4 separate regions of the Homo sapiens genome follow, and regions 1, 3 and 4 are each linked to region 2. Evidence: chromatin loops called from intact Hi-C (ENCODE). Cell type or tissue: B cell. All regions are shown on one strand. Region 1 has its middle 49 kb from the start of IGLL5. Region 2 has its middle 36 kb from the start of VPREB1. Region 3 has its middle 87 kb from the start of VPREB1. Region 4 has its middle 67 kb from the start of IGLL5.

Region 1 (8,000 bases), 730 kb after region 2:
TGCTGGGTCTAGATGCTGAGGTCAAAGAGAGGTTGACAGGTGTGAGGAACAGGCCACTGTGGTGAGGCTTAATGCCCCCTGTCCGATGACCAGATCCTACCCACTGCCCCCGTTACAGACCTCCCTGTCTTTCTCCATGTGGAGGAAACGTTCCCAGGATATTCCAGGGCTCCAGGTTCTGATGAGAGTATGGGAGGAGACCAAGTACCCAGCCTCAGGGCCTGGGTTCACCCCTGCAGACGGCAAATCCCATCCACCTGTGGGACTTCACCAGCTCATTCTTAGAGGACACCAGCCTGGAGCTCCCTTGGCCCAGGAAAGCCAGGAGCCAGGCCCGCCACACGTAGCCATTGCACATGTCACCTGACACATAAGATGCGAACTGTAGGGTGGGCAGGCCAGGGATGAGTGCCCCCACCTCTGCCTTCCTCCCCACAGGCCCACCCACGAGGCTGAACAGGGTGGCCCTAGACCCAGCACCATCTTCAATCAGCTCATCCACTGGCATCCCCCACCACCGTCCCCTCAACATGCACAGGATGCCAGCCACCCAGGCCAGTTCCTGAAGTAAAGCAAGCAAGGGGGGGTACTTGTCCCCGCCCAGCCCAGAGCTCAGATTGCAGATGAGACCCCCTTGCTTGAAGAAGACAAGGGGCAGGAGATACTGGGGATTCCATGTGGTCATCAAAGGTAGCCTGGTGGCAGCAGCAACCTCAAACAGGCCTAGGAGCTGGATCAAGGACTGAAGGGCAGAGAGAGGACGGGTGTGTTAGGGGTGAGTGTGAGCAAAGGTATAGGAGTGACCACAGCATCCCTTCTTCCCACAGGGCCACAGTAGTGCACAAGGGCCCTCATGGAAGCACCCTGAAAGCTCACCTCAAAGGCCCCATACTCTGTCCCCCACGTCACCTGGCCTGCCACCCTACTTAATACCCAGGAAGTCCTTGGAGTCTGTGCCACATGGATGGGCTCCAAGATGGACCAGGCTTCCAGGGGGGCAGGGAACAAGGGAGAAAAGAGGTCTGGGCCCTGCATAGGACACAGGTAGTGACCACCCGGTGGAGGAGAGGGAATGAGCAGAGGATGCTGGGAGCCAGGCCCAAGGCAGGGCCCTGCAGGGTGCACAGTTCTCTGGGTTGGACGGTGGACCAAGGCCATGAACATTCATGCTGGTCCAGGCCAGTGGACCAGAGTGCCCCAAGCCCCAGAGCTCTGCAGAGGGGCAGGGGCAGGGCCCAGAGAGAGCAAGGCCGAGAGTAGAGGCCCTAAACCTCAGGTCTGACCACATCTGCAACTCTACAGGTAGCTGCATCCTGTGTTGAGACGCTATTGAGTGGCCTTATCGTCCCGTACCATTTATAAAACACGTGGACACATGTTATCCACCTGAGCCACTCAGGGATTCTGTGAGGCCACAGCCAGAATCATGGTCCCATTTCACAGGTAGGAAAACTGAGGCCCAGAGCAGTTAGATCCCAAAAAGCCAGAGCCAGCTCTGTGGTGTCCTGACTTCCAGCCCAGGGCCTCCCATCTGACAAATGGAGAAACAGACCAGGAGAGAAAGGGATCTGCCCGAGCTCACATAGGCGCCCCTGTGTGGAGGGGCCCATGTAGAGGGGCCCATGTGGAGGGGACCTGTATGGAGGGTGGCATGTGGAGGGGCCCACGTGTGGAGGGGCCCATGTGTGGAGGGGCCCGTGTGGAGGGATCATGTGTGGAGGGGCCCGTGTGGAGGGATCATGTGTGGAGGGGCCCATGTGGAGGGGCCTGTGTGGAGAAATCATGTGTGGAGGGGCCCATGTGGAGGGGCCTGCGTGGAGGGGCCCGCGTGGAGGGATCATGTGTGAAGGGGCCCGCATGGAGGGGCCTGTCGGTAGGGTGCCAGGTAGAGGGGCCCATGTGGAGGGGATCTGTTGGAGGGTGCCTGTGTGGAGGGGGCCTGTGTGGAGGGGACCTGTGTGGAGGGGCCCGTGTGGAGGGCGCTGTGTGGTGGGACCCGTGTGGAGGAGCCTGCATGGAGAAGACCTGTATGGAGGGTGGCTGTGTGGACCACTGCCCTCTGCCAGAGACCAGATTGTTCACTTCCTCCACCATTCCACAGCTCCAGCCCCATTTCAGGGGTGCAGAAAAGAGGCCTGAAAGCAGCATGGATGAGAGTTAGGGCTACAGGCCCTGATGGCCATTCCTTCCCTGTGCCTTGGGAGATGCAAGGAAGGAGGGTGGCTGCAAAGGCCTGTGGGAGCCCAGAGCACTGTTCTTCCCAAAGGGGCATCTGCCCTGGGAGCCCAGACCTCAGTGTCAGACAGAGAAGGGGTCCCCCCACCATGCTCAGCCCTCATCAACCCTTGACCTTGAGCAATCTGCTTCTCTTCTGTAGCCCTCAGTTTCCTCATCTGCCCAAGGGGGTGATAAGAGTCCCTCCCCACAAGGTAGGTTTGCGGATTGAGATGATGCCTAAGCTGTGCCTGGCCTATGGGGACCCTCACCTACCCTCAGTCATTGCTCTTGCCTGGGCCTGCGGGTGACACTGTGTGAACCTGGGCAAATGCCTTTGCCTTCCTGGGCCCAGCCTTCCCTCTGGTCAAGGAGGAACTGGGTCAGGGACCCCGAGTGCCAGCCATTCAGGAAACCAGCAGATTCCTGGGTGAAGGGGTTGGCCAGGGAGGCCTGAGATGGGAGTAGGGTGGGGGCCAGGCCAAGGGATGGGGTTGGGGGATGCGCTTTCCCAGCTCTGGTGGCCCTGCCTGCAGCTGGCCACCCCTGGAAATCCCCAGGCTAAATTTAACCCCAAGTTGGCTGAAACCAGAACTCAGAGTGACAAAAGGAGAAAAATAAGAGGAAGAGAAACTGAGCTCATGGCCACCCGGGCATGGGATGAGTGACAAACAGGCCCAGGTGTGGCCCAGGAGGAGCATGGGGCAGTTTCAGGGCTGCTGCTGGATGTTTGTGCAGCTCACAGGTGGGGGCAGTAGAGCCTGCGCCCCACCCCACCCCCTCCTAGTCCAGCCCCTGGGCCTGATGCTGCCCCCTGGCTGCCTCCCCACACCCTGAGCTCCATCCTGGGTCCCAGGGTCCACCAGAAGGCATCTCAGAACCAGCCAGCAGTGGCCCTGATTGTCAGCAGGACCCCAGGGAGGGGGGTGGCCAGGACAGGGCTCTGAAGCCCCCACCCCAGGACCTTCCCTGGGCAGAACGAGTTGGTGAGGGAGTGATGAGCAACCACAGGCCTCCTAACTTCCCAAGCTGGCGATTCTGAGAGGCCTCAAGGCTGAGACACGGTTCAGCCTTTTAGGCCCTCCTGAACGTGTCCCCTGTCTCCACAGCCTGGGAATGCACTCTCTTTTGACCCAGAAATCCTGCTCATAAGAATTTATCATGGAGATGCCAGAGAGCCAGTGCATGTGGATGTTAGCCAGGGAGCTAACAGCAAAACGTGACAGAAAAGAGCCCGAGAGCAGATGCCAGCCTCACATCCACATCCCCAGATGGCCTTGGAGAAGGGCCATAGACAGATGTTCACAACAGGGCAAGAAGAAGTGAGGAAAGAAGTTCCCATCTTTGTGATAAGCCCATGATTTCATGCAGAAAAAGATCTGGAAGGCGCCATACCAACGCGCTAACAGGGCCTCTTGGGCAGTGCAGGATCAGAGACTTGCTTTGTATTCTTATTTAATTTTTCCTGTTTTCAGATTTTATAATCGGAGAACAAAACATTAAGCCAATTTAAGATGTAAGATCCTATAAAAATGCTGTATTCGATGATGCGAATGGCATCTGAAAAGCCTTGAACATATTATCCCAAAGAGGCCACCAGATAAGACGTGACCTGTGTGTGCATGAATCCCTGCATTTTTATCCATACCTAGATGCACATCCGTATCCACATCTATTCCCCGGGGCTACCGGTTGCGGGGGTAAACTGTAGGTAATATTGGTTTTCATTTTGTACATCTAACTTTTTTCATTTTTTGACAATCATTATACATTTATTATTATGAAAAATAGAAGGTTTTGTCACTTAAATCAACATGTTTATTCCAATTCACTTAACATTCAGCAAATATTTCTTGTGTGTCTGCTACACCCACAACAGTCAGGGTGCAGGGTTTGAGATTACACTGATGAGAAGACAGAGTGTTCTCTCTTGAGGAGTAGTACAATGGGGGATTATATGGAAGAGGTCACTACGATCCTAACATGGATTCGCATCCTGTATGTCTTAGGTGCTGCCCAAAGCCCGAAATTGTCTCACAGCTCCAGCCAGCTCAGAGGCAGGAAGCCCAGGGAAAGTTGCTGAGTCATAAAAATGGAAAGAGAGGGCATTCCAGGGGGGATGAGTACCTAGCAGCCGACATTTAGCAAAGAGGATTGGAAAATGAACCCCCCCTTAAAATACAGTTAAACACAGAGGAGGGAGCAACTGCAAACAAAAAGTTTAAGCGATTTCTGCAAAGAGCAATAAAAGCCATAGAGCAGCTTGGGACAAGGTCAGGTCAGGATGAGCAGAAGTTGGGAAGGAAAGAAGGAAGCCAGGATGGACTTGGAGAGTTTTTACCAGTTCCTCAGGCAGGAAGAATTGTATGGTAGGTCAGAGCATATTTCTAGGAAGACCTCGGTTGACAAATTTCTCTGCCACTGAGAGATGACAATTTACCTTGGTAGCTAATCTCTCTCCTCATGTTCCCATCTATTTGATATTGATTTAATATGAGTAGCTACCTCCCATGTGTATAATAGGAAATGTATGGGAGAATGCATATTAATTCCTGAATAGAATATCTGGTTCCATGAATGATGGAAGTTGGTTTAGAATTTATTATTGGAAACTCACCCTGCACTACCTATAGTTGGTTTATTTTAATTATACTTATATTCATTATATAGTAACTCATATATATTTGTCATTTCTTTTCTTATATTCAAAAAGTCTCTACATAAATAAACTCTGCACCTATGGTCATTGCTGGGTATCTGTTCTATACACAGCAAGGAGCCAGACGCCCTATCTTACTTGTTCACTTTCCAGCTTCTCCTTAGAAAAAAAAATACAAGTTTTTAACCCAATTCTATGAGTCTAGTACTGTGACCCAAAACCCAAAGGGCAGGAACTCAACAGCCACCTCTCCATCCTGCCTGCCTCCCAACCCACATTCCCCTTCCAGAACCCTCACTGATGAGGGAAAAGATGATGTCTCCAAGAGGAGCAGCCCGTTCACACATCTTCAAGCTTCATCTCCCCAGCAGCCATCCAAGTGCCTGACCTTCAAGGCTCTCAATAAACAGTCTGAATGAGGAAAGAAAGGGAGGGAGGGAAAGAAGGAGGGAGGGAGAAAGGGGTAGGTGGATGGATGTATAGATGGGTGAGTGATTGATGGGTGGATGAGTGGGTGGATTGGTAGGTGAATGGATGAGTGGATAGTTGGGTGGGTGAGTGGATGGCTGGATAGATGAATGCGTGGACTGGTGGGTACATGTGTGGGTGGGTAGTTGGATGGGTGAATAGTTGGATAAGTAGGTAAATTCTAACCATGAGAAGCACAGATTGGTATCTGGCAACTCTGTGTAGAGATTAGATTCCAATTCCTGCTCTGATCCTGACTCGGGTGTGATCTTGGGCCCTTTCCTTAATGTCTTGAAGCCTTTTCCCTTCATCTGCCCTGCCCATCTCACAAACTGCTGGGAAGAACCCTGGAAGGACATATGTGCACGAAGATGCTTTAGAAACCCTAGCAAGCTTCTCAGGTGTGACCTTAGCATTGGAGGGAACTTGAAGGTCATTGGGCTGACTCTCCCGATGGTTGGATCACAGTTCATGGTAAGAGCCTAAGCTTAGAGTCCAGACAGACCTGGGTTTGTGTCCTGGCTCCACCACTTGTCCGAGTGTGACTGTCCTGCCTGTGTACTCCTCTGTGATGTGGAGGTGATGATGGTGGCAGCTTCCCCTCAGGGCTATGTGAGGATTCAGTGGGATCATCGTGGAAAGCCCTGGGCACATCACCCAGCAGGGGTGCCACGACGAAACCCAAGGTCTGCCCTCCGGGGTCCCAAAAAAGAGGCCCAGTCTTGCCTTTCCAGAGCAGGGTACCCTAGAGGCCATGGGATTGAAGGAGAGCTCTAGGATGTCCAGCTCACGGGTTCACAAAACCCTGAAAAGTGTCTGTATAAATGCTCATTGCAGGGAAAGATCTGTGGCTTTATACAGAAAGAGGCCATGACACATAAAGGGTTAACCACAGTCCATCTAATCCGGGACTCTCACTTAGGAAACTGAGACCTATGTCCTGTCCAAGGGCACTCTGTGGGTCAGGGGACAGCAAAGCACAGACATTCAACCCAGCATGGAGGCCCCTCCCCACCCAGGAGCAGGAGCCTGCCTTGGAATGCCAGACCTGAGATAGGATTACTGCCACCTGGGAACAGCATACACTGGTGAGAGGCAGGGGCAGGGAGAACACCACCACAGGGGCAGGGAGAACACCACCAGGATGGGGAAAGGGAACCACAGGGCCTACTCTTTTAATTAAGCAGTAGAATTGTAAGAAAATTGCAACTTTCTTTTAAAACCTGTCTTTCAAGGTTGTTAAAATGGGGTTTTAATAACAAAACTGTGGGAGAAAGAGGTGGCTGATGTCAAAAACATCTCAACCCACTCCCCTGGGGGACCTGCAGTTCTCTAGTTCGTGAGTTTCTGCTAACAAAAAGCACACTAAAAGAGGGGCCAAAACAAATGGAAATCAAGCTTATCAAACACAGATGACATGGAGTTGACCAAAGCATCTAGAGCTGAGATTCCAGGAAGCAGATCTCTCTCCTTTCTCTGGGACCATCCTAGGAGAGGTTCCAGGGCCCCCTGGCACAGAGGTGCCACCAGCGACCTCAAACTTCAGGCGCAGGTGGGGGCAACAGGCGTAGTTGAGGCTACAGGGACACAGGTGTCAGCACAGCATACGAGAGGGCCACCTTGTTTGTTTTCTGACTTCCTCTTAAAATACAGTTTATCGCCCTTGATCTTTAGTTTCAAATAGTAACTATTCACAGTAAACAATGTGACACAGTAAACAACGTGTACAGAAAAACAAACAGGAGAAAACAATTTGCCCCTTGTACTTCACCCAGAAGAGCCACTGCTAATATTTTGATGTATTTCCTTCTATTTTAGTTGCAAACTGTAACAACCATTAAATAAATAAATACGATGAATTTGTAAAGTTTACAGAGTAATAATAGGAGTGATGATTGCACAACATCGTGAATGTACTAAATGCCACTCAATTGTACACTTTAAAATGGTGAATTCCACATGATGTGAGTTTCACATCTATTAGCCTCCTGGGCTAGGAATACTGCCTAGACCTCAGGAACCACGGAATTCATCATCTCTTTCCTTTTCCTTAAAGTTTGACCTCCTGTGTGTGCCCTTCAACAAACGGTTTTTCAGCTTGTCCTGCTTTTGAACTTCATACGGATTGAAGAAGACCATGTGTATTTTTCATGGTTTGCTTCTTTCTCAACACTGTCTCTTTGATATTGATGTTGATGAATTACTCATTTCACTGCTGACTAGAAGCCCACTGTGTGGAGGTCCCATCACTCAGCTGTCCACTCTGCTGCCACTGACACATGGGCAGTTTTGCCCAGGAGCAGGGCATCAGAAACACCCAATTGGAGTCCAGTGTGACAGTTTGTCCAGGGCCTGTCATTGTACAACACATCATTTCACTTTGTTTTTCAAACATAGTGAATTCTTTCCTAATTAAAGAAGAAAAGAGTATAAAGAGAAAGTTTCCAGTGCAGCCTGGAGATCTGTACTGGTTGTATCTGGAATTCCAGACTCAGCCTTGCATTTCACATAGCAGATAGATGATGATGATGGAGAAGGAGAAGAAGAAGGAGGAGGAGGAGGAAAGAAGGAAGAAGAAGAAGAAGAGGAGGAGGAAGAAGAAGACGAAGGGAAGAAGAAGAAGGAGGAGGAGGAGGAGGAATAGACAGACTGACAAAGA
Region 2 (8,000 bases):
TTCTTGTTACCAAATGATTGGCCCATTACATTTTGATACAAATAGATTTGTTGTTTTGGAACCATTATTTGTTTAGAAATGGTCAATCTTTTAGAGAGAAATACTTAACAAAGGATTGTGGGAAGTTTTTTTTTTTCTTCTTCTTTAACGGATTGTACCAGGTCTTACTTGAATGAAAGTCTGATGCTTGCTGATGGCAGAGTGACTAATCTGCACTAGATTGATGTTAGAGCAGAATGTTGGGTGATCTCAATTGTTTTTATTTATGTTTGTGATTTTGTTTTAAGGTAATCTTAACATGGTATAAGACTCTGTGACAAGCTAAACCTACTGCAATATAGCATGTTGGAGTCCCCTAAGAGTTTTAAAAGCTAATGGCATAAATGCCTGGAGCCAACCTCGGCAGTTATTTCATAGCAGAAGATACCGTCTTAATACTCCTTTTAAATTCTTTTAAAAGGCAAAATAGGATCATCCTATTTTATAATGTACAAATGTCTGCAGAGATTGTATGGTTTGTTGTGTTAATGTTTCCCACCTAAAATCTATCATATTGCCACTTTGCCTAATTGTAGTCACATTTATTAAGTAATGCAGTTTGTACTTTTTATTTTGTAACATTCTGTGATTTTTGTACAACATTGTATTTGTACAATACAGCAATTCCCAGTTGATTGAATGAATAAATAAAATGTAAAATCATACTTTATAAAAAGATCTATGTGGCTGATAGAATTCTGACATTCCCCTCCAAATGGAAAGTGATGTGTTTCTTTAAAGTAAAGGTAGAGGAGTCTTAAATATAGGTGTTCCTGCCCCTATTGAGAGGTTTTCAAAACATGCTCTTAATTTAACGTTTAAATATACCAGAGTCTTAGAATGTGAGAATAATGAAATTGGTTTGTTTTAATTTTGTGATAATATTAAATCTACTGGAAAGAATATTCTCCTTTGAAAAGATTCTCAGCTCAGTGATCATAGAACCTGTACTTGCGTTTAATTCAATGAGGAAAGACATAGAAATGCCACGTTAATATCCTCATTTAGGTGGTTTCTCCCTTCACTGATCAGCCTATGAATGTGTCAATGCAGTACTCCCCAGTTTAGGCTTAGGTACTTATTGAAAGGATGCTGCCTGAGCATTTTTAATAATTGCTATTTCAAGATCACATTTTGGCCGTGAGGCAGGCTGCCACTCACTTTAGGCTCTGCCTAGGCAGGAATGGGTCCTGGAAGACACATGTTCTCTCTCTCTCTCTCTCTCTTTCACACACACACACACACACACACACACACACACACGCACACACACACCCCTCTCTTCTCTCTGGGTACACATTATTCTGGACATCTTCAGTTTCCAGGATTCTCTATGTCTCCAGCTAGAAGTCAGGGCTTAGCCTGTGGTGATCCAGCCACCCTCAGGTTGAATCTCGATGAAGTCACAGGAACCACCAGTGGCATGGAGGGTAAGGGATCCTGCTATCAGGTTCAGCCAGGAAATGCTCTGGACACCTGCTGGTGGAAAAGTTTAATGCTGGGCAATCACAGGTCAGGTCCCTTCTTCCAGTCGGCAGTTCAGCCTCCCTGACTTTCTCTGGGTTCCAGTCAGTGCATGAGGATGATGGTGACATTTATTCAGGGGCAGCACAGCAGCCTCAGTCACCACCAACAGTCACTGTCATATGAGAAAATTAGATAGAAATTGGCCTTCCAACTCTTCTGTCAGATCCATCTTTGCCCTTTTTCTGCCTGCTTGAGTGAATACTACCAAGACCAGCTCAGGTTTTTGCTGATGCTATCACACGTGCTCCTAAAACCAGAGGGCTTAATGGTATTTTCTGTTTATCTTTACGGATTCAATGAAAAGACACCTTTTCTTACTGGTCTCCCAATGAAAACATAATCACTATGTCCACAGTAACAAAGATAGCCCTCGTTGTTGTCTGCTGGGATGAGAAGAGCAGCAGAAGTTTGGCAGGTATGGCCCTCATGGGCTTCACATGTCCCTACATCTGGCCCTGGCTTTGCTGATCACCCTTTGGGCTCTGAACCCACAGAGAAGTTAGGTTTCTCTTTCTTTTGAGATTGCCTCTGGAAGAGCTGCTCTGTTCCCAGGTGCAGGGCAGCCCCTCCGCAGTAAGGACCCAGCTCTCAGAGCCATGAAGGCCTCAAGCCTCCAGGTTGACTCCACATTTCTAGTGCTTGTCTCTGGTTCTTTGGTTGGAAAGATGTTGGATGAATAGAAGTTCTCTGAGACCTAGGCTTTGTGAATCCAATCCCCATTAAATCCAGGGATCTTCTTAACGAATAAAATGAATCAGGGCCCAGTGATGGTGGGGAAATGGGACGTGAGGGTTCCTCAGGCCAGTAGTATGGGGAGAACATCCAAAAAGAAAGGAGGGGTTCCACTTTTGAGAATTGTCTTTTTATATCCATCCACATATTGACGAAAATTATAAAATTAGACTAAAATACCTTAAATATATAACATGGTCAAAAGAAAAGAGGTATTACCAGGATAATATTAAATAGCAAAAGAAGTCAGAGGCGAAACAGAGCAAGAGACACTTTTTTTCTGACAGCATCATTCTTATGGGCTATAATGCCAAGGCTTGTGCAGTAGGAGCTGAAGGAATCTCACAGGCGACCCTCACGACAATAACGACAATAACAAAATAAGTCAACCTCTAAAAGAAGCCCATGTAGAATTATCCCCAGGTATGAACCACCTGGAGGCTCAGCAGAACATTAAGCCTTAGATTGGGTTCAAGATGACCACAGACTGGTGATGACCACAGGCCCCTGGGAGAAACACACTCACACGCCTGGTGATGCTGATATCTGGTAAATCATCACTGTGCATCCTGAAACACATTCTGTGATTAGCTCTTTGCAGACCATAACTAACGTGAAAGAAATAATGTCTCAGCTGTAAACACTGCAGAGAGGACCCACTCATTCTACTCCCTTAGGTCATGAGTTGAAAGATCCATTTGCAATGGTCAGGATGTCCTTCCAGAAGAGCTGGGTCTGTGTCTGAGGGGCCACCCGACTTGGGATCGGAGCCAGCAGGGGGTGCTGTTGGACTGTTCCTGAGAGGGAAGGGCTCTGGGCCAGGCCACATAGGAAAATACTGGTTCTCATACACTTGAGCAAGCAGTGTCCTCACTGAAGTATGACTTCCTGCACCTGCACCACCGAGCAGGAGCCACTTCCTGCACCTCAGGAGCCACTGAGCACTAGACTCACACTCCAATGCTTCCTATTTTATCCTCCGCCCTCATGGAGTCCTTGTCCAAGCCTGCCCTTCAAGCAGAGACAAATCACACAGCAGGAACAAATTTGCTCAAAGGAACTTGAACTACAATGTTTCCTGGGCACAGAATGAGAAACACTTGGAATTGGGGAAGTTCCCATCCTAACAACTTAGACTCAGCAAGAAGAACCCTGGAGCTTCTCCAGCATGGCCAGAATCTCAGTCCACTTCAAAATCCTCAGTCTTTAGATCAGGAGTTCTTTTAGGGATGAGGTCAAGGTTTCTGGGTGCACATTACCACTGCCTTTCAGTCCTATCGTCTGGGCATGAGGAGCTTGTTATCTCGTTCTATCCATTATTTCTAAACCTCCTTGTAGAGGGCTGGGTTAGAGAGTGCTAACTGCCATTTATACAGTCTGGACCTTTGTATAAAATTATAAACACACACACACACACACACACACACACACAAACACACATACTTATTTTGATGTTCCAGCGAAAGAGTAAAACTAAACTCAACAGAAACAGAAACAGATTTGAATAATACAAGACAATCTCATTAATGAACATAGAAGCAAAACTTTCTCAGAATATTAGCAATTAGAGTCCATTTTATATCAATGAAGGATTATCTTGAGCATCTGGGAGGATGTGGGTTGAGACATTTGCACAGTCATTGGAAGACAGTGAACATGATTTTTGAAAAAACAGCATGTTTAGAGATATCAACCAGAGGTCAGATGCTTCAATCAGAGAAAGATCCTCTGAGTTCTCAGGGCTGCTTCCCTGAAAAGCTACGGGAGAAGGAAATGGAGTGACTGGACACAATGCCAGGGGATTCATTGACCCTTTGGCTTCCCATGGGCAGCATGCATCAGCATGGTCTTACAAGGATGAAAAAGGGCATCCCTCAAAAAAGACCGACCATTTCCCCAGAAATTAATAAAGAAATATCATGGCCGGGCGTGGTGGCTCACGCCTGTAATACCAGCACTTTGGGAGGTGGGCGGATCAGGAGGTCAGGAGATCGAGACCATCTTGGCTAACACAGTGAAATCCCATCTCTACTAAAAATACAAAAAATTAGCTGGGTGCGGTGGCAGGCGCCTGCAATCCCAGCTACTCAGGAGGCTGAGGCAGGAGAATGGTGTGAACCCAGGAGGCGGAGCTTGCAGTGAGCCTAGATAGCACCATTGCAGTCCGGCCTGGGCGAAAGAGCGAGACTGTCTCAAAAAAAAAAAAAAAAAAAAAAAAATCACAGTATTTTCACCAGTGCATTTCTGTTTGAGCGAATATGTTGGGTGAAGAAATATATAATATATACTTTTCTAAATGAAATTTTTATCTCACAAAATTGTAGAATTAAATTTTTGTTTTGGATAAGAAATCAAGAAACAATCACACACATTCTTATGATCTCATGAAAACCAGGTATAGGAAAGGAAGTGACGACCCCAAAATTCATCTAAAAAGTGAAGGTTTTGGTTCAAAGATAAGAGGGTTGTCATGTTCAAGACAAAGTCACTACCATTCGTGGTATTTAAAGCTGTTGGTACAAGTGCCTATCATTGCCGATTCCCTTCAAATTTCTTGTGTATGTTTGGATCTTAAACATGAGCACACACAAAAAGAGAAACAGCAAAACTAGAAAACAGATTTACCTTTTTGAGTTTCCAACTGGAGGAGAAAATGAACAAAGAGTAAGAATATCACATGATAATGGGAGGAGGAGTGTTAGGAAGGTGATGAGGAGCAGTTCAGCCTTCCCAGCTTGGGGACAGTCTTAGTGGAGCAGAGAAACCTCCTTCCTGCTGCCACCTGACTCTCTAGAGTAGATGAAGAATAAATAACTAAACATAAAAAGCCCTTAGGAAAAAGATTGTCATGATGTCAGTGCTATTAATAGTTCAGTTAATAATTCTGTAAGAATATGCAAAAACTTACTGGCTTTTTAAAAATTTTTATTTATTTATTTCTTTTGAGACGGAGTCTCGCCCTGTCGCCCAGGTTGGAGTGCAGTGGCGCGATCTCGGCTCACTGCAAGTTCCGCCTCCAGGGTTCAGGCCAACTTACTGGCTTTTATATTTGGAATCACAACCTGAAAGGCTGCAGAACATGAAAGGAAGAAAACTCAGATTGCAGTGTTCATTCTCTTTTATATTATGAGTTTCCTGCAAGAGCTACATCTGTTATTATGCAAAAACAAACAGATAAGGAAACAAGAATTATCCAGCCTCAAGAGTGGAATAAAACATGCACTTTTTTTGCTTGTAGGCATAGGTGAGTAATTCAGACACGGCTGCTGTGGGTGACTCATTTCCCCTTATGATGGAGCCTCAGCAAAAAAGCTTCACAGATTGGGGCTGATTTGGTATGAAGGGGTTGGAATCGACTGAAGGTGACCTCATTGAGAGTCTGCAGTGAAGCCGGCCTTGGCTGAATGACCTACCTGAGGCCTCCCATGTGGCCTGGGTTTCCAGGAAGCTGGGCAGTCCCAGAGAATTCAGAGCTCTGACTTGGTTTATAAAGTGTCACTTCCACAGAAACTGTCAGTGCCGAGAGATCACTAGTGCCAGATCTGGTTAACAGGGAGGGGCCTGATCTCACCCCTCAACGGAAGGTGACGGGAAAACAAAGGAAAAGCTGTCTTCACATCAACATGGGCAGATACCACTTTAAAGCATATTCTGTAGCAGGGTTCCCACTCCAGAAGCTGTGGTACAGGATGTGTCTCCTATGGCATGGGCCAAGGGAGGGTAAAGGTGAGTTTGACATCTGTCTCAGTCACCATGAGGTTTTTCTGACAACTAAATATAAATATGTAAGGTGTCTCACAGCACAATCATGTGACAATAAATGCAGTGCGTGCCTTCAATATTGCTCTATCAAGGAGGCTTTCCCTCCACTCCAGGTGTGAGCACGTGGCTTGCATGTCCCTCCACTCCAGGTGTGAGCACGTGGCTTGCATGTCCCTCCACTCCAGGTGTGAGCACGTGGCTTGCATGCCCCTCCAGCTTCCTGCACTGTGGTCATACTGCTGCTGCCTCATTCTCAGCCTGAGCATCCCTACACAGGCACAAACTCTATGGCTCAGGCTGGTCATCACTCTGGGTCCACAGTAGCTGGTCAGAGAGAAACTGTCTTCAGCCCTGCCCAGCAGGAGAAAAGAGCATTCCAGACTGATCAGCTGGGTTCCTGCCATCCAGAAGTCCTTGTCTGTCTGGAGGCTCAAAACATGACTGTGATTCCTTTGAGGACTCCTCCCATACCCAGGCTGTGGGCTTCGCTGCCCTCCTCAGGACCCGTGCAGCCTGTTCTATCCCTGCCTCAGCTGCAGGCAAAGCTGCTTGCCACAAGCTCCCTGCTCATAGGATGCCGGAGTCCTCCCAAGGGCTGCTCTTCCTGGAGAAGAAGGAGAACCAGGCAGTAAGGTCTACCTGAGCATCATGGGAAGGAAGTGATCCGATTCTGACTCCGGTGGGCGCACACCCTTGGTGCTTTGTGTCTCCTGCTATCCCAGCCACAGGAGTGGGGGAAATGTGTGAGTTGTAGTCCTAGCCGGGAATAATCCATAAAAGGTGAAGGTGAGAGAAGGACACTATGCATGGTGTCACCTTGTTTTCCTCGTTGTTTCAGCGGCCTGAGTCCTGTGTTTCCTGAAAGATCTGTGGCTCGAGGTGACACGCCCTATCAGGGGACAGGAATCAAAGAGGAGAATCTCTGATGGAAAAATTCACAAAGGAAGAGGGAGATAAAAATTGGGCAACATGCTCAGGGTGAGAACGATGGCTTTTTGTCCTTGTGATAGTTTGCTGAGAATGATGGTTTTCAGCTTCATCCATGTCCCTACAAAGGACATGAACTCATAATTTTTTATGGGCAAGGACAAACAACCAAACACCGCATGTTCTCACTCATAGGTGGGAATCGAACAATGAGAACACATGGACACAGGAAGGAGAACATCACACACCGGGGCCTGTTGTGGGGTTGGGGGAGTGGGGAGGGATAGCATTAGGAAATACACCTAATGTAAATGATGAGTTAATGGGTGCAGCACACCAACATGGCACATGTATACATATGTAACAAACCTGCACGTTGTGCACGTGTACCCTAAAACTTAAAGTAAAATAAAAAAAAAAAGACGGCTTTGTGTCAAGGGCTATTTATTTAGTGTCTCTCGTTCCCATTATTAAATAATTTAACAACAAAAATTGCCTTTTCTATGAATTTTCAGGAAATTCTAACCATCATTCCTTTATTAAATATCTAGATATGTACATCTACACATATGCATATACATGTGCATATATAGACATATATTATATTATATATATTTGTGTGTATGCATGTGTGTATATATTTATATATATATACATGCATGTGTATATACACACACAAAGACAAATTAAGAAATATGGGAATATAGTATACTTCTTTAATTTCTTAATAATGTCCATTTATATCTAAAAAAAAGATACCCCTAAGGTTGAACCACTAGAATCATTTTATTTTTAATGTGGAACAATAGAAAGCTTATGGCCCATAAAGATATTGGATAACATATTTTTCTAGCAATATGAGAAATAAGCAAAAGTGTAAAACATTTAAATACAATAATTTAATTCAAAAATATGAAATAATTTGTATTTTTTAGTTGCTATGTTTATCTACCAAGAAGGCATTATATTATTCTGATGTTCTTACACATTGTTGAATTAAAGCTTGTTAAATA
Region 3 (8,000 bases), 51 kb before region 2:
CACCGCTGAACTCCAGCCTGGGTGACAGAGCGAGACTCCTTCTCAAAAAAAAATTACACAAAAATGTTAGACTAATAAATATTAATAAACACTAAAGGAAGAAATTTAGTGGAACATTTATCAGAGGCAACAGACCAGGAAGTTATAGTTACCCTGTGAAAAGGCATCATCTAGGATTCATAGAAAACATTTGCAAATTGGCAACAACCACCACCACAACAAACTAAAACAAATGAAAGAAATAGACATTTATACAGGGAAAATATAAATAGATAATAAGTGTAATAAATTTTGTGACTTTCCACTTGAAAACAAAGAAATGGAAATAAAACCTATGTAAAGAAGTGGTGGAGTGAGCCGAGCTGGGGTGGGAGGGGTGGGGGCATCCCAGGCAGAGGGAACAGCAGATGCAAAGGTCTGGAGGCTGGAGCAGGCTGTGAGGGGTGAGAGCAGCAAGTACATGAAGTCTAGACCACAAATCGATGCTTCACCCTCAAAAATAGCCTCTCACTGGCCACCACTCAGGCCCAGATACATGTGTAAGGTGGGCAGCCTTCAGGAAAAGTGACCGCAAAAGTGCACCACATTGGGAATTCTGAGGTGTTTGAGAAAGTTATGGATGAAGGGTGAGGTAGACTCTAGTGGGGAATGTCCTCTTGCCACTTGGACTTCTCTGTCTATTTCATGGGCTATTATCAACTTCTAAAGAGCCAGTGGTTTGGGTGCACATTTAGGTGTAAGTACCTCTTGCCTCAAGCCTTAACTCTCTTTCCAATGAGTCAAGTGAGCTGTTGTGTTTAAGTAACTTCTCTTTATTGTGAAATCTTTCCTATCACTTTAAGAACCTTCTTCTTCAGACCCAAGTAATCCCAAGGCACCTATAATGTCCCTCCTGGAGAAGACAAAAGGGTGTCTTCTATTTCTGTGTGGCCCGATATTTCAGGGCCCCTAACCAGGTTAGTTCAAGGTGCTCAGCATAACCATGAATCTGCTACCCATGTTTCTCAGGTGGGTCATAGGCCCTGGAGGGATTGTGGCTGTGGACCAAGCAGGGGGTGCTGTGGGCTGTTCTGAGAAGGAGGGTTTTGGAGTGTCCAAGCTGAGAACATAGAGGCCCCAGATGTTGTATGAGTAAATTTTCATCTGACAGAATTATATTTTCCTAACTGAAAACATGAAACAGAGATGTAACAACTGTGCCTCTTTGGCTCTGTCTTTGCATGCTGTCATCAGCCACTGAACAGGAGCTGAGAGGGAAGACATAAAGAACAGAAAACCCATGAGGGGGATGGTCCATGTGGGTGTGGAAGTGAGGGTGAGTGGGGATTTGGCCAAAGAGGCCTAATCCACAGGAGTAGAGTCTCATGTGTGACTTTCAGAATGAGCAGGAGTGAGATAGGTGGAGGGGGAGTGTTGGAACATCTCATCAGAGGTGAGAATCCATAGAAGGAGACACTGGTCATTACAGTCAGTGAGAAAAGTGACTTTAGCCTGAGCCTAAGGTCATTGGATCAAGGAAGGGGCCAGGAGGAGCTCCTTGAAGGGAAGCTGTGAGCTTGAGAGGCAGGCTGAGGCAGATCAGTAGAATGAGCCCCCGAGAAGGGCTCACAGAGTCACTGAAGGACTGTGAGGTGGCAGGGACAAGCTCACATGGCCTTTGGTCAGTGAGTCTCCAGCTGTAATGAGAATGAAATGGGGAAGATCTGGGACAGGAAGACAAGCTGGGGGCGCTGGTACCATCATGGGGAGATGATGGTGGGTGGCTCTAGGTTAGTTAGAGTTGGAATGAAGAGCAGAAAGCAGCTTCGTGATACCTTTATGTCATAAAATACATTTGGCATGGAGAGGACTTGGACTTTGTGCATGAAGGATATGGATGTTTCTAGGCTGACTCCCAAATGTTTCTAGGCTGACTCCCAGAAACTAGGATGTTTCTAGGCTGTTCCTGGCTGAGAATTTGGATGGTAACTATAGTCCAAAGAAACAAAGAACACTGAAATCATATCTTATTTTTTTTAACTCACAAAATAGAGGCAGGTAGATATTTATATGTGTTTTGTTGGCTCAATGATTTTTTTTAGTAATAAACATATTTACTTAGAAACTACTGGGTGTCTGTATGCTCTGGGATTTTTTTCTCCTGTCCTGATGACATCTCTTTCCTTTCTCTGGGTTCAGGAGTTACTTCCCAGGTTGTGGTGACACAGGAACATTCACTTTCCACAACTCCTGGAGGGGCAGTCACCTTCACCTATGGCTCCAAAATTGGGGCTGTCATCAGAGCATCTCGACAGCTGGGCCCAACAGAACATCTGGCAATGTCCCCAGGGCAATGGTGGGCACAAGCAGTCAGGTCCTGGGACCCCTGCACAATCCCCTGGTTCTCTTCATGAAGAAAAAGCCACTCTGGTTATAATGAGGACTAGACCAAGAATGAGGCCCAGTGTTACATGCTCGGTGTGGTGATCTGAAATATCACCACAGGGACAAATACAAAAATACAAGTGGGAAACTACACTCAAACCCTTGGATCAAGCCTCAGTCCTATGCTTCTGAAGCAAATTTCTTGTTTTTGGAGTCTGGTTTTCAACCACTGTAGACTCAGATCATTTATTCTTCAGGCCCCCAATGGGATCATCACAAGCACTTTTTCTATCAATCATGGCAGTCACTTGAGATCAAAGGTGAATTTCTTCTTCCTCAAGTTATAAGCAACACTTTGGCATATTTGGTGAACTTCAAAGAAAATGGCTAAGATAGAGGATGAGAGACATAAGAGGCTTCAGGAATATTTCAGCAGATGCAAAGCAGACTACAGGGTAACTCATTTCCCATATGATTTGATTGATTGCAAAATGTGAAATTAAATGCATACAAAGGGGAATGTGTGTCATTTTTCCTCTTAATGACAAAGTAAAAAAAAAGCAATAAAACAAAAACAAGCACTATTTCATGTGTCTTGATAAACTTGTAGAAAGTCTTATAATATCCACAATATCTAGGATACAGTAAAATAACTTTCCATATGAAGAACCAGAAGAACACAACTTAAATGAGAAAAGACAATTGATAGACACCAATACTGAAATAATTTAGGTGCTGATGTTATGTAACTGAGATTAATTAAGGAGTAATTATACAATTCCTTCAGTGAGCAATTTTAGACATTATTTTTTGAAGTTTTAGGTTCAGGGGTTCATGTGCAGGTATGTTACGTAGGTAAACTTGTGTCAGAGGGGACATTCTTGAAACAAGTGGAAAAGAAGCAAATCCCGAAAAGAAAAATAAGTCATAGAAACAAACCAAATTAAAATTAGAAAACAGAAAAATGCAATAAATTAAAAAGAACAGTCTGGAGGGACTCTGGAACAGGTAACAGTGAAATTAAAGTTCAGGCATTAGAGGAATTATTTACCGTTAAGTAGGGAAGAAAGTACAAACAATAGCCATCTAAGCCCAGCAGAGGGAGCTGTGGATCTTCTCAGAGGTGAGCAAGGCCGGAAATGAACTCCCGGGGCTCTCATTTATGGCTCCTGGGTCCATACTCACTGGCCCGAATTGGGGTTTAGAGCAGGTGCTTTCTCCCAAAGGGCAAACTCAGAGTTCCCAGCAGCCCATCCTCCCTGACAGAGCGGCTGCTGCCTGGCTGAGCACTCAGAACTTAGGGAGCCGGTGGTTTTGGTAGAGGCCCCATGTTTGCATAATGTCCTAACCAAACACACATCTACCCGGGGAGGTGACGAGGAGTTAGAGGAACTGTCCCAGGGTCCAGAAGTAGCCGGGGGTTCTGGGGATCCTTGGAAAGTCCACACCATAGCTTGGATGTCTATCCTCCCCTCTCTCCCTCCTCACTGCCCAGGTTCATGTAGATTTCAAAGACAGGACTTTGGAGGGATCTGTCTGCTGTGATTCCTCACACATAACATGTATCTGTTTTAGTTTCTTGGTTCAGTTCTCAGGCTGTGGTGACTCAGGAGCCCTCACTGACTGTGTCCTAAAGAGAGAGACTTATTCTCATGTGTGGCTTCAGCACCACAGCACTGAATTCAGCAGAAGCCTGGTCAAGTCCTCAGGACATTGATGTGTAACACAGATAACAAACACCCCTGGATGCCCACTTGATTCTCTGGCTCCCTCCTGGGGGAAAGCTGCCCTGACCCCTCAAGGGGCCCAGCCTGAGGATGAGGCTGAGTATACTGTGGGCTACACCACAGTGGTCCTTAGCACAGTGAGAGACCCAGATGGGGAAGCAGGACATGAACGAGCTTTTGGCTGATCCGGGGTACAAACATGAACGTAGGATATCAGGATCACGTGGCCAGACACCTGAGCTCTCAAGGACACCTAAATTTTAACTATCCGTAGAGAGAAAGGTGGGTGGAGGGGTGTAAATTGATTCCTGTATCTGTTTGAATTTTAAAGTGGAAAATATTTGTGAATCATTTGGGAGATGCAGATTCCCAAAAAGAAGAATTTATGTTTATATTCCAAACAGAACAGTAATAGTGAGATCAACTCTAAAGACTAAGGTCAAACACACTTCATCCAGAAAGATGGATCTCAAAAGATTTTGTTGTTGTTTTGCCTATTAAAAGCTAAGAGAGGAAATTATATTAATAAAGTTTATTTCATGTTCTATGTTAATAGTGTGTATTTCATAGCTTTTTAAGCATTAAAAATTATAAAAGTGTTAAGAGGGATTCTCTTCTCTAATGTTATATAAGAAAGTATCCACCTAGGAAAATATTTTGAAGGTCTAACCCCCAGTACTTCTAAATGTGACCTTATTTTTAAAATAGTGTTATTGCTTATGTAATTCTTAGGATGAAGCCATCCTAGAGCGAGGTGGCCTCTTGATCCAATGTGCCTGGTGTCCTTATAAGATGATGGTAGTAAGGAGATTGGAAGACACAGAGAGAATGCCGTGTGACGACGAAGGCAGAGATTGAATTTACACAGCTGCAAGATAAGGAGCACTAAAGATTGCTGGCAAACCACCAGCAGCCAGAAAGAGGGAAGGAAGGATCTCCCCTCAGGTATATATGGAAACATTGCCCTTTCTATGAATTTTGGGAGGCTAGCCTCCAGAACTGTGAGACAATACATTTGTGTTATCTTAACCAAACTTGTGTTTAATACATTCTGACAGCAGTTCTAGGAAACCAATACACCAGACAATAAATTACACAATACTTCTGAAATTGATTGTACTTCTTTCATTTTGGCAACCAGTTTTTCCATGAATATGATTATATCTGTGCTCATATTTCTAACTTTATAAATATGCTTGTAATTTAAGGTTAAGATAAGAAATCCTTGTGTCTTAAAAATCCCTAAATATATGAGAACTGAATAATAATATTAACATTATGAGATCTAATGGAAAATTGTAGCTTTTACATAATTCCACTTGTTCACTAGTATCAAGATGTGAAGGTGGGAAGATCACCTTGTTATTAACAAAACACTCCTGGTCATCTCTGTGGATTTGAGAGTGCAGGGGGAGACACCTACATATTGTTTGGGAAGTCACAAATGCAGCATGCCCAGAGCATCATGTACAACAGTGTGAGTTTGCTGGACATGTGGGCAGGACGCAGAACAGACTGGGGCATGAGGAACCACCTATCACCAAACCCACCAGCGCCTTCCTCCCTGGATCAGCCCAGAGCTGCTCAGACTTGAATGTGCACATGGATCATGTGGGATCCTGGATAATGTGGATTCTGATCAGTGGGTCTGGACTGTGGACTGAAATTCTGCGTTTCTAGAAGGCCCCTTCTTCCAAAGATCCACATACATGTTTTAATATTACCATATTCATAAGAATGGTGGGAAATAAGGGAAGCCACTTTCAGACAGAAACCAAATAGAAATTTATCTGAGAGGGAGCTAAAGGATTATGATCAAAGAGAAATCCCCAATTCCAGGCAGGGAGCTGATCACAGAGGGCAGATGGGAAGTTGGGAGAGGTTCTATTTTTTTTTTTTTAAGAAATAGAAATGAATGCAAACACAACTCAAACCTCCTCTTGATCCAACATCCCTGCTGGCTCCTGCCCAATTTCTGCACTGGCTTCTTCTCCAGTCTTTTCCCAAGCATGGACCCTCCTCACCCTCTCTGCTTCCCCATCTCAAACTCACAACTTCCCTTCTCAGTTCTCCTGTTTCTCTCCCTTTCATTCCACTTCCTTCTTCTCTGTGACCTCCTTAGACAATCACCAAAATATTTCTAGAAGAAAAGCCATGGGTATTTTTCATCTTTTCTTGAAAGTTGTCACTCACATTCCCTCTTCGTTCTTCAGCCTCTCTTACCCCTTACTACAAAAGATGCCTGAGGCCACTGTTTCTCTTTTCCATCCCCTCAAATAGCTTCTCCTTCCAACCCGTTTCTCTCCTCAGTTACTAGAGCATTCAGTGAAGCACTCAGTCAGGTTAAAGGATCCTCCCAAATGCTCACCCTGCTCTCTATGTGTGATCTCCTGAAGAATCAAGTAGGGAGAGAAACATGGCTTCATGAGTTTGTGGGGAAGTGGGTGCATGGCTGAACTGTCCTTGTTCTCAGCAAATGTACTTTATTTCATGCACAGTTTGTATATGAGACAACCTTCTCCTGCGGACTCCTTATAAAATGGGAAGAATTATGTGTTGTGTTTTCACAGAGGAAGCCCAAATATTCCATGCTCATGGGTAGGAAGAATCAATATCATGAAAATGGCCATACTGCCCAAGGTAATTTATAGATTCAATGCCATCCCCATCAAGCTACCAATGACTTTCTTCACAGAATTGGAAAAAACTATTTTAAAGTTCATATGGAACCAAAAAAGAGCCCGCATCGCCAAGTCAATCCTAAGCCAAAAGAACAAAGCTGGAGGCATCACACTACCTGACTTCAAACTATACTACAAGGCTACAGTAACCAAAACAGTATGGTACTGGTACCAAAACAGAGATATAGATCAATGGAACAGAACAGAGCCCTCAGAAATAACGCCGCATATCTACAACTATCTGATCTTTGACAAACCTGAGAAAAACAAGCAATGGGGAAAGGATTCCCTATTTAATAAATGGTGCTGGGAAAACTGGCTAGCCATATGTAGAAAGCTGAAACTGGATCCCTTCCTTACACCTTATACAAAAATCAATTCAAGATGGATTAAAGACTTAAATGTTAGACCTAAAACCATAAAAACCCTAAGAAGAAAACCTAGGCATTACCATTCAGGACATAGGCATGGGCAAGGACTTCACGTCTAAAACACCAAAAGCAATGGCAACAAAAGCCAAAATTGACAAATGGGATCTGATTAAACTAAAGAGCTTCTGCACAGCAAAAGAAACTACCATCAGAGTGAACAGGCAACCTACAAAATGGGAGAAAATTTTCACAACCTACTCATCTGACAAAGGGGCTAATATCCAGAATCTACAATGAACTCAAACAAATTTACAAGAAAAAAACAAAAAACCCCATCAAAAAGTGGGCGAAGGACATGAACAGACACTTCTCAGAAGAAGGCATTTATGCAGCCAAAAAACATACGAAAAAATGCTCACCATCACTGGCCATCAGAGAAATGCAAATCAAAACCACAATGAGATACCATCTCACACCAGTTAGAATGGCAATCACTAAAAAGTCAGGAAACAACAGGTGCTGGAGAGGATGTGGAGAAATAGGAACACTTTTACACTGTTGGTGGGACTGTAAACTAGTTCAACCATTGTGGAAGTCAGTGTGGCGATTCTTCAGGGAGCTAGAACTAGAAATACCATTTGACCCAGCCATTCCATTACTGGGTATATACCCAAAGGACTATAAATCATGCTGCTATAAAGACACATGCACACGTATGTTTATTGTGGCACTATTCACAATAGCAAAGACTTGGAACCAACCCAAATGTCCAACAATGATAGACTGGATTAAGAAAACGTGGCACATATACACCATGGAATACTATGCAGCCATAAAAAAGGATGAGTTCATGTCCT
Region 4 (8,000 bases), 750 kb after region 2:
ATCTGTGGAGAGACTGGGGGTGCCACACGGAGCATCTGGCAAGCAGCAGAAGAATCACCGTGCAGACCTCTAGGACGTGGGAGCAAGTCTGCACCCTCTTCTGCAGGTGACTCTGCTTCCTCTGAGAAACAGCTTCCGCTCACCACTGGGCCTTGGTGGAAACTAAATGCCTACCCATAGGACACCAGGCAAGCACCCAGCCTGAGCTTCCCACCATGACCTGGGTGCCCTGACCCATGCAGCCAAAGCAGCAATCAATCACCAGAGGAAACTGCCTATAAGAGCCCAGGCTCAGTCAGGCCCAGAAGGGACAAGCAAGTGTCATGAGCAGGTGGCTCAGATCCCTCAACACCTGCTCCTCAGACTCCATCCAGCCTAAGGCTTCCTGGGCTGTTCCTCAGGACCAACTGACTGAGGAAGAAAACACATGAGCTTGATTACAGCTGGGTATGCACAATGTGCTGCTGATCCCTGAAGGTGACCAGCTGCAGCACTACTGCACCACTCGAGCTGCCCTGAATGACACAGGGAAGGTTGGCTTGCCCAGGGGCTGGAGACTGATGGGGGTATTTCGCTGGCAACTTGGTCTGGATTGAGAGATGGCAAATAACACAGATGATGGTGACTCATGAGGAGTTGCTAGAGGTTTGGCTGGTTGGTCAGGGACTCAGAAGGATCAATGATCAGATTTGAAAATTAATGACAAGGAAGGGTGGGAAGAGGCATAGGGATGGGCCCCTCATTATGGACACTATGAGCAGACACCAGCATTGCATATGAATGCTGACCACATGGCACATGAACACTCTCTGCAGAAGAGGCCTCGATAATCAGGTGGACAAAATGACACATTCCATAGATGTCAGTCAACCTCATTCCCCAGCCATCCCAGTATTTGCCCAGTGGGCTTGTGGACAGAGGGGACAGTCATGGTGGCACACGTAGAGGCTGTGCATTACCTCATGAGCATGGCTGCTATGGCTTGGATGTGGTTTTTCCCCTCCAAAATGCATGTTGAAATTTAGTCCCCGTTGTGGCAACGTTGGGAGGTGGGACTTCATGGGAGATATTTGGGTCATGGGAGCAGATCCATTGTGAATAGATTAATGCCTTTCCTGGGAGTGAGTTATTGGTCTCACAGGAATGGCTTACTTCCCTCGAGAGCAAGTTGTTAAATAAGAGAGTCTGGCTTCCTTAGTTTCTCTCTCTTGCTTCCTCTCCCTCCATATGGTCACTTTGCCTGCTCCCCTTCCATCTTCTGCCATCAGCTGAAAAAGCCTGAGGTCCTGACCAGATGTAGCTGCCCAACCTTGGACCTTCCAGCCACCAGAATCATAAGCCAAATAAATGGCTTTTATTTATAAATTACCCAGCCTTGGTTATTTTGTTATAATAACACTAAATGGCCTAAGGCAGAAAATCTCCCTCTTCCTAAGGTTGACCTGGCTACCACTGACAAAAGTGGCCAATCTGTCAAGGGCAGAGACCAACACCAAGACCCTTATATATCATTAATGTCGGGGGCCAGCCAGCCTCCTGCTGGCAGATTAATTCCATTGATCTCTTCTACCATGGAAGGGGCACAAATTCTGGATATGGATTTGCCATCCCTGCTTGTAATGCTTCTTCCAGCATCACCAACCCTGGACTCCTGAGATCCCTGGCCACCATCGTGTCATTCCCCACAGTGCTGTGTCTAATCAGGGAACTGATTCCACTGCAAAGGAAATGCAGCATGGAATTAACTGCTCTTACTACATACCCATGCCCAGGCACGGCCAGACTAAAAGTGGAGTGACTTACTGAAGACTCAGTTGTGGCACGACTTGAGAGATGGCACCCTGAAATATGGAGGTCCTATCTTAAGGGTACAGTCTATGCTTTGACTCAAGACCATCAAGTGACAGTGTTTTAACGGTGCCTGGGATATTTTTAAATCAGGTATGGTAAGACATGCAGACAAGGAAATGACTGGTATAAAGAAAAGATTTGTTATACTCACAGATCTCAAGAAAAGGGAACAAACCACGCCACACAGGGCCACACAGAGAAGCAGCAGCATTGGTCAGGAGGCAGAGGGGAGGGGGAGAAAACAGGCAAGAACCTCTATTGTGGTTTCCACTGGGAAGGAACAGGGGAGGCAAGGTAAGCAGGTTTAGGATTGGCTAGTTTGAATAATTTTGGTGGGCTCTGGAGCACAGGAACAACTAGATACCTACTTGTCTGGTACCTGGTCTTGGAGTGATGAGGGCAGGTGGATAGCAGCCCAGCCTGTGAGAGCCCAGGAAAGAAAGTGCTTCAGGGCCGGGCGCGGTGGCTCACACCTGTAATCCCAGCACTTTGGGAGGCCAAGGCGGGTGGATCACAAGGTCAGGAGATCGAGACCACCCTGACTAACATGGTGAAACCCTGTCTCTACTAAAAATACAAAAAATTAGCTGGGCATGATGGCGGGTGCCTGTAGTCCCAGCTACTCAGGAGGCTGAGACAGGAGAATGGCATGAACCCAGGAGGCAGAGCTTGCAGTGAGCCAAGGTCGTGCCACTGCACTCTAGCCTGGGTGACAGAGCGAGACTCTGTCTCAAAAAAAAAAAAAAAAAAGTGCTTCAGGGTATGGGTTCTGGATTGGTTGGTTTGCACAAGAAAGGCTCACTGTTTGCCATCTCTAAGAATTAGCTAACCCTGCAAGGGGCAGTGCCCCAGGGTCAGCAAGGCCCCAGATGTCAGATCATCAGAAAACAGAAAATAAAAGAGCATGGTTAATACACACAGTCTCCCCAGGAGCCACAGTACATGGGTCTGAGAATAGATGGATAGAAGTGAGAGTGGCTTCTTCCACAAATAATCCTCCTAATACGCTCAAATAAGGTTTGCTTGCTATCCGAACATTTGAGCTCTGCTGCTTTGAAGATCTTAGTTCCCAAGAATATAATGCCTCTCCCAGGGGACACCACAATGGCTCCATTGAGTTGGAACTAACAGTCAGAAACGGGGGCAACTTTACTGGAAGGACTGATTGGTGCTAACGAGGGGAAATTGGGCTGCTGTGTCACATAGTGGGGGCAAGAAGGACTTCACCTAGAACCCCGAGTACTCATCATCTTAGTACTTCTGCCTACTCAGACCCTTCAAGAATGAAGGTTTAGATCTTCCCACCAGATAAAGATCTGTAACCAGCTGAGGTTCTAGCTGTGGAACAGGGAAATATCAAATGGGTAGTGGACAAAAGAAGTCACAGATAGCATCTGTGGCTCATAACTAGGGTTTACCAGGTTTAGTAAACGAAAATACAGACGTCCAGTGAGATAGTAACTTCAGATAAACAACAAATAGTATTACTAAAAGTACTATTTGTATGTCCTATGCAATATTGGGGACATATTTATGCTTAAAAATGCATTCACTGTTTGGACATCCTATATTTTATCTGGTAATTCTATTCATGACCAAGTAAAAAAGCACATTTTTTTACTTTGCTTGTCATGTGTGGTATATGTATGTATTTGGAGTTATTAACCATTTATCTTTTCTTATTATGAGTTGTTAGCAGAGTATTCAGTGAAATTGTGACTAAAGATGAAGATAAACTAATATAGTTAGCTGTGGATGCAGTGGCTCTTGGGAGCCTGCATCTCGCTTGGAGGAGAGGGTGAGAATTTCGTTCATATAAAGGATAACTGCTTCTTATTAGACGGAAACAGAGTTGTTTTTTGGTTCCTCAGAAGTTCAAATGTGTGTAGAAAGATAAATACGGAAGCTAAGTAGGAAAGCGGGTGAACTCTGCCAGTTATCAGCGGAATGTTCTAGCTGCAAATTGCCCCTTTCTCGCAAGCTCTAGGAAGCCGGCTGGTAAACAGCGCCCTCCTTTGCCCGCCGCTGCAATGTTAGGCTTTGCCAAAAGAGAGCACCTGGGGGAAGCTGCGAGGCCACCGCGGCGAGAAGGTGCTTTCCTGTTTCCCTGCTGTCCTTTCTTTTTATTCCGCACAGAAGCCATATATATATATATATATATATATATATATATATATATATATATATATATAGTGTACATTTATATATTAGGCTTTTAGGCCATATATATATGTGTGTGTATATATGTATATGTATCGCTACATATATATACTATATATACATATATACTATATATACTTTCTACACACTATAAATAGATAGTGTGGCACATCTATATATTACACATTTAGGCTCTTTATAGATATGTACCACCACATATATAGTGATACATTTATATATATATATATATATCGACTAAACAGCATTTAGGCTGTTTCCAGCTTTTTGCTACCACAAGTAATGCAGGAATTAGCAAATAAGATCTTCCAGATAATACCCAGAGGCAGGACTGCTGGATCAGGAGGAATGCACATTTTCAGTTTTACTGCCCTCTAATGTGGCTGATGAATTTACACCCTACTAGCAATGTGTGGGTTCTGTTTCTCTAACTCTTTACCACACTTGATATCAGCAGACTTTTCCATTTGCACCACGCAGCTCTTACTACAACCCTCCTTTACAGCTCTCAACTAACCCAGGCAGGCAGCATGCGTGGGCCAGACACCAGGGCAGTCCTCCACTGCAGTTAGATATTGAGTCTCCCTCCTGTGACTGGGCAGACGAAAAGGACTTGTTCACTCTTGTTTTCTCTAACACAGCGCTTCACACACAGAGTTCTTTTCCAGTTATGTGACTAATTCAATAAACTGCCTGAGCCTTAGTTTCCCAATCCTTGTCATTAAATGGTCACTGTGCCCACTGGTGTGCTGGGAAAAGTTTAACAACTAACAGAGTAGCAAGGGCGGTGGGAGTCCTAATTTGTAGCATTTGCCCATTTCCATGGTATAAATAATCCCACCATGGCTGATTTCAAGCTACCAAGGTGCCCCACTGAACACAGAGTTGGGAAGAGATGCTCTTAAATCATCAGCTCTCCTGAGCTGGTGCAAGCCAGTTGCGGGACACCACTGGGCTTTTTGCAACCCTGTTTCTTAATTCTCAGTTCTGGGCAGGCTGTAGTCGCCTCCCCGTGCTTCTGTACAAGTAGACAGCGACATCTGGTGGCAAAGTCAAGCAAATCCCAGACCATGTAGAGAAGGGCCTAGAGTATGGGAAAACAAGAAACACCCCTCTTCTCCCACCAGCACCCCCACGAAAGGTTCCTGTCCTCTTCCTCAACCAACCCTGGGACCCATCAACTCCAGCAAAAACTCAATGCCTGGGGAGTTCCTACATGGGCAGCCTGCAGGTCTCCCTTCCTGTGGCAGCTGGGGTAGAGTGGCATGGCTCCTGGTGTTGGAATAAGCAGTGACCTCGTACAGCAGTCATTCCCACTGCCTGCCTGCAGACCCCTTGCCTTACCCCTGGTTGAGAATTATCAGAAGCGTCCCTCAACCCAAAGCAGTCACCACAGCACTCCTAGAACAAGAGTTACTCAGCTAGTGTGACCAGAGCACTGGTTCACCATGAGCGCTTCCTCCTGGAATTTGGACAACCATCTCAGGGCCTTTCTTTGGTCAATTTCCTTCTGATTCTGTGTGTAAGACTTGTGTGCAGAATCTCAGTGGCCTAAATATCTCAGCCTATGGTAGGATAGGCGGGGAAGTGAGGGTGGCCCCTGCAATAGCAAAGCCATTACACTTAGCCTTTGGCCACTAAAACCCCCTATGGCAGCAACAGGCTGCTGACCACCGAACGTTCACCTCCTTTTCCATAGTGTATTCCTTTTCTTGAGACAGGGTCTCCCTGTATCACCCAGGCTAGAGAGCAGCAGTGCATCCATAGCTCCCTGCAATCTCAGACTCCTGGGCTCAAGTGATCCTCCTGCCTCAGCCTCCTGAGTAGCCGGGACTACATGCACACACCACCACACTTAGCTAATTTTTGTATTTTTTGTAGAGATGGGGAATCTCATTATTTGCCTAAGCTGGTCTCGAACTCCTGGCCTCAAGGAATCCTCCCACCTTGGCCTCCCAAAGTGCTGGGATTACAGGCATGAGCCACCACATCCAGCTTCCATAGTGAACTGTTAAAGAAGGCATCTGTTTAGCCCAGGACTCTACTTTCCATATCCCTAAAAGGGCAATGTGTGAAAAGATTATCTGTGCAAATATAAAGTCCCTGGCTGCTGCTTCTACAGACAAGCTCCTACTGCATCCTCAGGCAATCACCTTTCCACCCTGGGGCTGATCCTCCAGACCTGCACCAGCCCACCCACATACCCCTGGGCAATGATAGGCCCTTCCATGGACCAGCTTCTGCTCACACTCTCTGGCAAGCGTCTTGGCCTCTGGCAGGCTACAGCTCACAGCAAAACCATGCTCTCCTGGAAAAGTCTGAATCTCAGCCTTGCCTGGGGTCCCATTCTCAAGCTCTTAGTTCCTTCACTCACTCCGCGTGAGTCGGTAGCTGCTTTCTGAATCTGCTACTCATGAACGTTGTACAGTCCTGCTTTATCCTTTTCATGAGCTCACCACTCTTTATAGTTTAACAACTCTGAAAAAATCCCTGTTCAAATTACTGGTGTGGTTTGCCTCCTGAGTCTACCCTGGTTGACACAATATCTCAGCATCAAAAGATGGCATGGAAATGAAGGTCATCTCCGAACTGCTACTATGATAGACCTTCAATCAAATGAAGTCAAATGAAGCCTTCAGGCATTCATCTTGCAGAATGCAAACAGTCAGCTGCCACAGGGAACTGCAGAAGGCAAGCGTTGTGACCAAACCATAAATGCTGGTCAGCCCCATCTAAATCAGGTTAAAATGGGGATAGATATCAGCCAGTGAGAACACAGGCAGCTTTCTTTGGAATGGCCACTTCGGGGGTGGTGGGTGAGCAAAGAATGGATGCAGATGCTCTCTCCTCTCCAAGGAGCAATGTGGACTTCAAAGCCCACAAAGATTCGTGAGATTTATTCCTAGAATAAGTACCCTAGAGAAGCCCGCCCAGCAGAGTATAAAAGAAATCAAGAATTTCCGGTGGACCCAGAACGTGTCACAGCTTGGGGCCAAATAAATTACACTCCTGCAAATGCCTCGGGCCTAGCTCCAGTAAAAAGTGACAGGACAGCCATGTGTCCAAAAGCTAGTGCATTGCACAGCAAGGAGGAAACCAATTTCCTTTAGCCTTTGCTCCCCTAGAGACGTCATATGACCAGAGTGAGGTTGGACACTCAGCTCTCTATCTTTTCAAATAATTCCCCATCTCCAAGTTCATGGAAAGAGAGAAAACCATCATGTCACCATAGCGATGACTCCTCTAATGATGGTTCAGAGTGGAAAACTTCTGACTTCAAGGATGGCCTCATACAGGATGGACGTGAATGCTGGTCCTCAAAACCCCAATGTCACATTTTTAAAAATCTGACCATCCCTCAGTCAGTGTCAGGGGTTTTCATGTGGGAAACCTCAAAGAAGGTGAGAAGGCAGGGGAGGTGTAACCCACAGTAATTATTAATAAAACCAACATTCCAGGACAAACTACTGCTAAGGAGGTTGAATTTTTTTTCTAAATGATCCTTCACAAGTAAAATAAGGAACTGGAGTCCTTGGACTGATCGCTATATTATGCTAAATGGATGACAGAATACAGCTCAGGAGTCAAAGATCATAAGCTTCCAAGTGGCCACAGGGACAATAAGCCTTTCAGCCCTTGGGTAATAAAGTCAGACAATCTGGTCCAGCAGCCAGAAGATGGCTGAGCTGGAGGAACATCGATGATGGGACAGTCCCAGCGTCCGCCCTCTCTGCTGGAAGGACATTAGCTGCTGAGAATAACTGGATCCAAATTGTTAACGTGACCCCCCACTGCTCATGGGGATGAAGAAAAAGATCTGGGGTGATTGGAACCTTACAAAGCAGGGACACAGATGCTTTATGTCTTTCGAAGGTCTAGTTGTAAAAACAAGACCCGAAAGCAGCCTCTCGGTCTTTTCACTGCTGGCCAGCAAAACTGGGAGAGGACTATGTTGTGATGTCCCCAGGATA

The links. Peaks named below come from ENCODE experiments on the same cell type or tissue, not always from the same donor. Only the 100,000 strongest peaks of a DNase experiment are listed, where the experiment ranks them.
Region 1: a loop joins it to region 2, with 4 times the contacts of the local background. A loop is called at or near these places in 2 of 110 quality-filtered maps.
Region 3: a loop joins it to region 2, with 4 times the contacts of the local background. A loop is called at or near these places in 15 of 110 quality-filtered maps.
Region 4: a loop joins it to region 2, with 7 times the contacts of the local background. A loop is called at or near these places in 4 of 110 quality-filtered maps.

The regions. Positions count from the first base shown.
Region 1 is chr22:22,932,912-22,940,911 of GRCh38, forward strand. No RefSeq gene overlaps it. Among named protein-coding and RNA genes, the nearest start is that of IGLL5, 49 kb to the left of the region's middle. RefSeq lists a silencer at 1,287-1,376 and an enhancer at 2,547-2,926. In B cell, CTCF peaks have their summits at 3,039 and 3,238; DNase peaks (open chromatin) are centred at 1,941, 2,870, 3,531, 6,840 and 3 weaker places; H3K4me3 peaks cover 1,743 bases; H3K27ac peaks cover 7,217 bases.
Region 2 is chr22:22,204,919-22,212,918 of GRCh38, forward strand. It overlaps IGL. Among named protein-coding and RNA genes, the nearest start is that of VPREB1, 36 kb to the right of the region's middle. In B cell, CTCF peaks have their summits at 1,599, 3,024 and 3,225; DNase peaks (open chromatin) are centred at 1,093, 1,493, 3,153 and 5,620; H3K4me3 peaks cover 368 bases; H3K27ac peaks cover 587 bases.
Region 3 is chr22:22,153,439-22,161,438 of GRCh38, forward strand. It overlaps IGL. Among named protein-coding and RNA genes, the nearest start is that of VPREB1, 87 kb to the right of the region's middle. RefSeq lists a silencer at 2,228-2,370 and an enhancer at 3,480-3,639. In B cell, CTCF peaks have their summits at 3,436 (motif pointing right) and 3,635; a DNase peak (open chromatin) is centred at 3,483; H3K4me3 peaks cover 801 bases; H3K27ac peaks cover 4,948 bases.
Region 4 is chr22:22,951,033-22,959,032 of GRCh38, forward strand. No RefSeq gene overlaps it. Among named protein-coding and RNA genes, the nearest start is that of IGLL5, 67 kb to the left of the region's middle. RefSeq lists an enhancer at 3,680-3,829. In B cell, CTCF peaks have their summits at 3,876, 5,084 (motif pointing left) and 5,283; DNase peaks (open chromatin) are centred at 1,999, 2,979, 3,859, 5,059 and 1 weaker place; H3K4me3 peaks cover 375 bases; H3K27ac peaks cover 1,600 bases.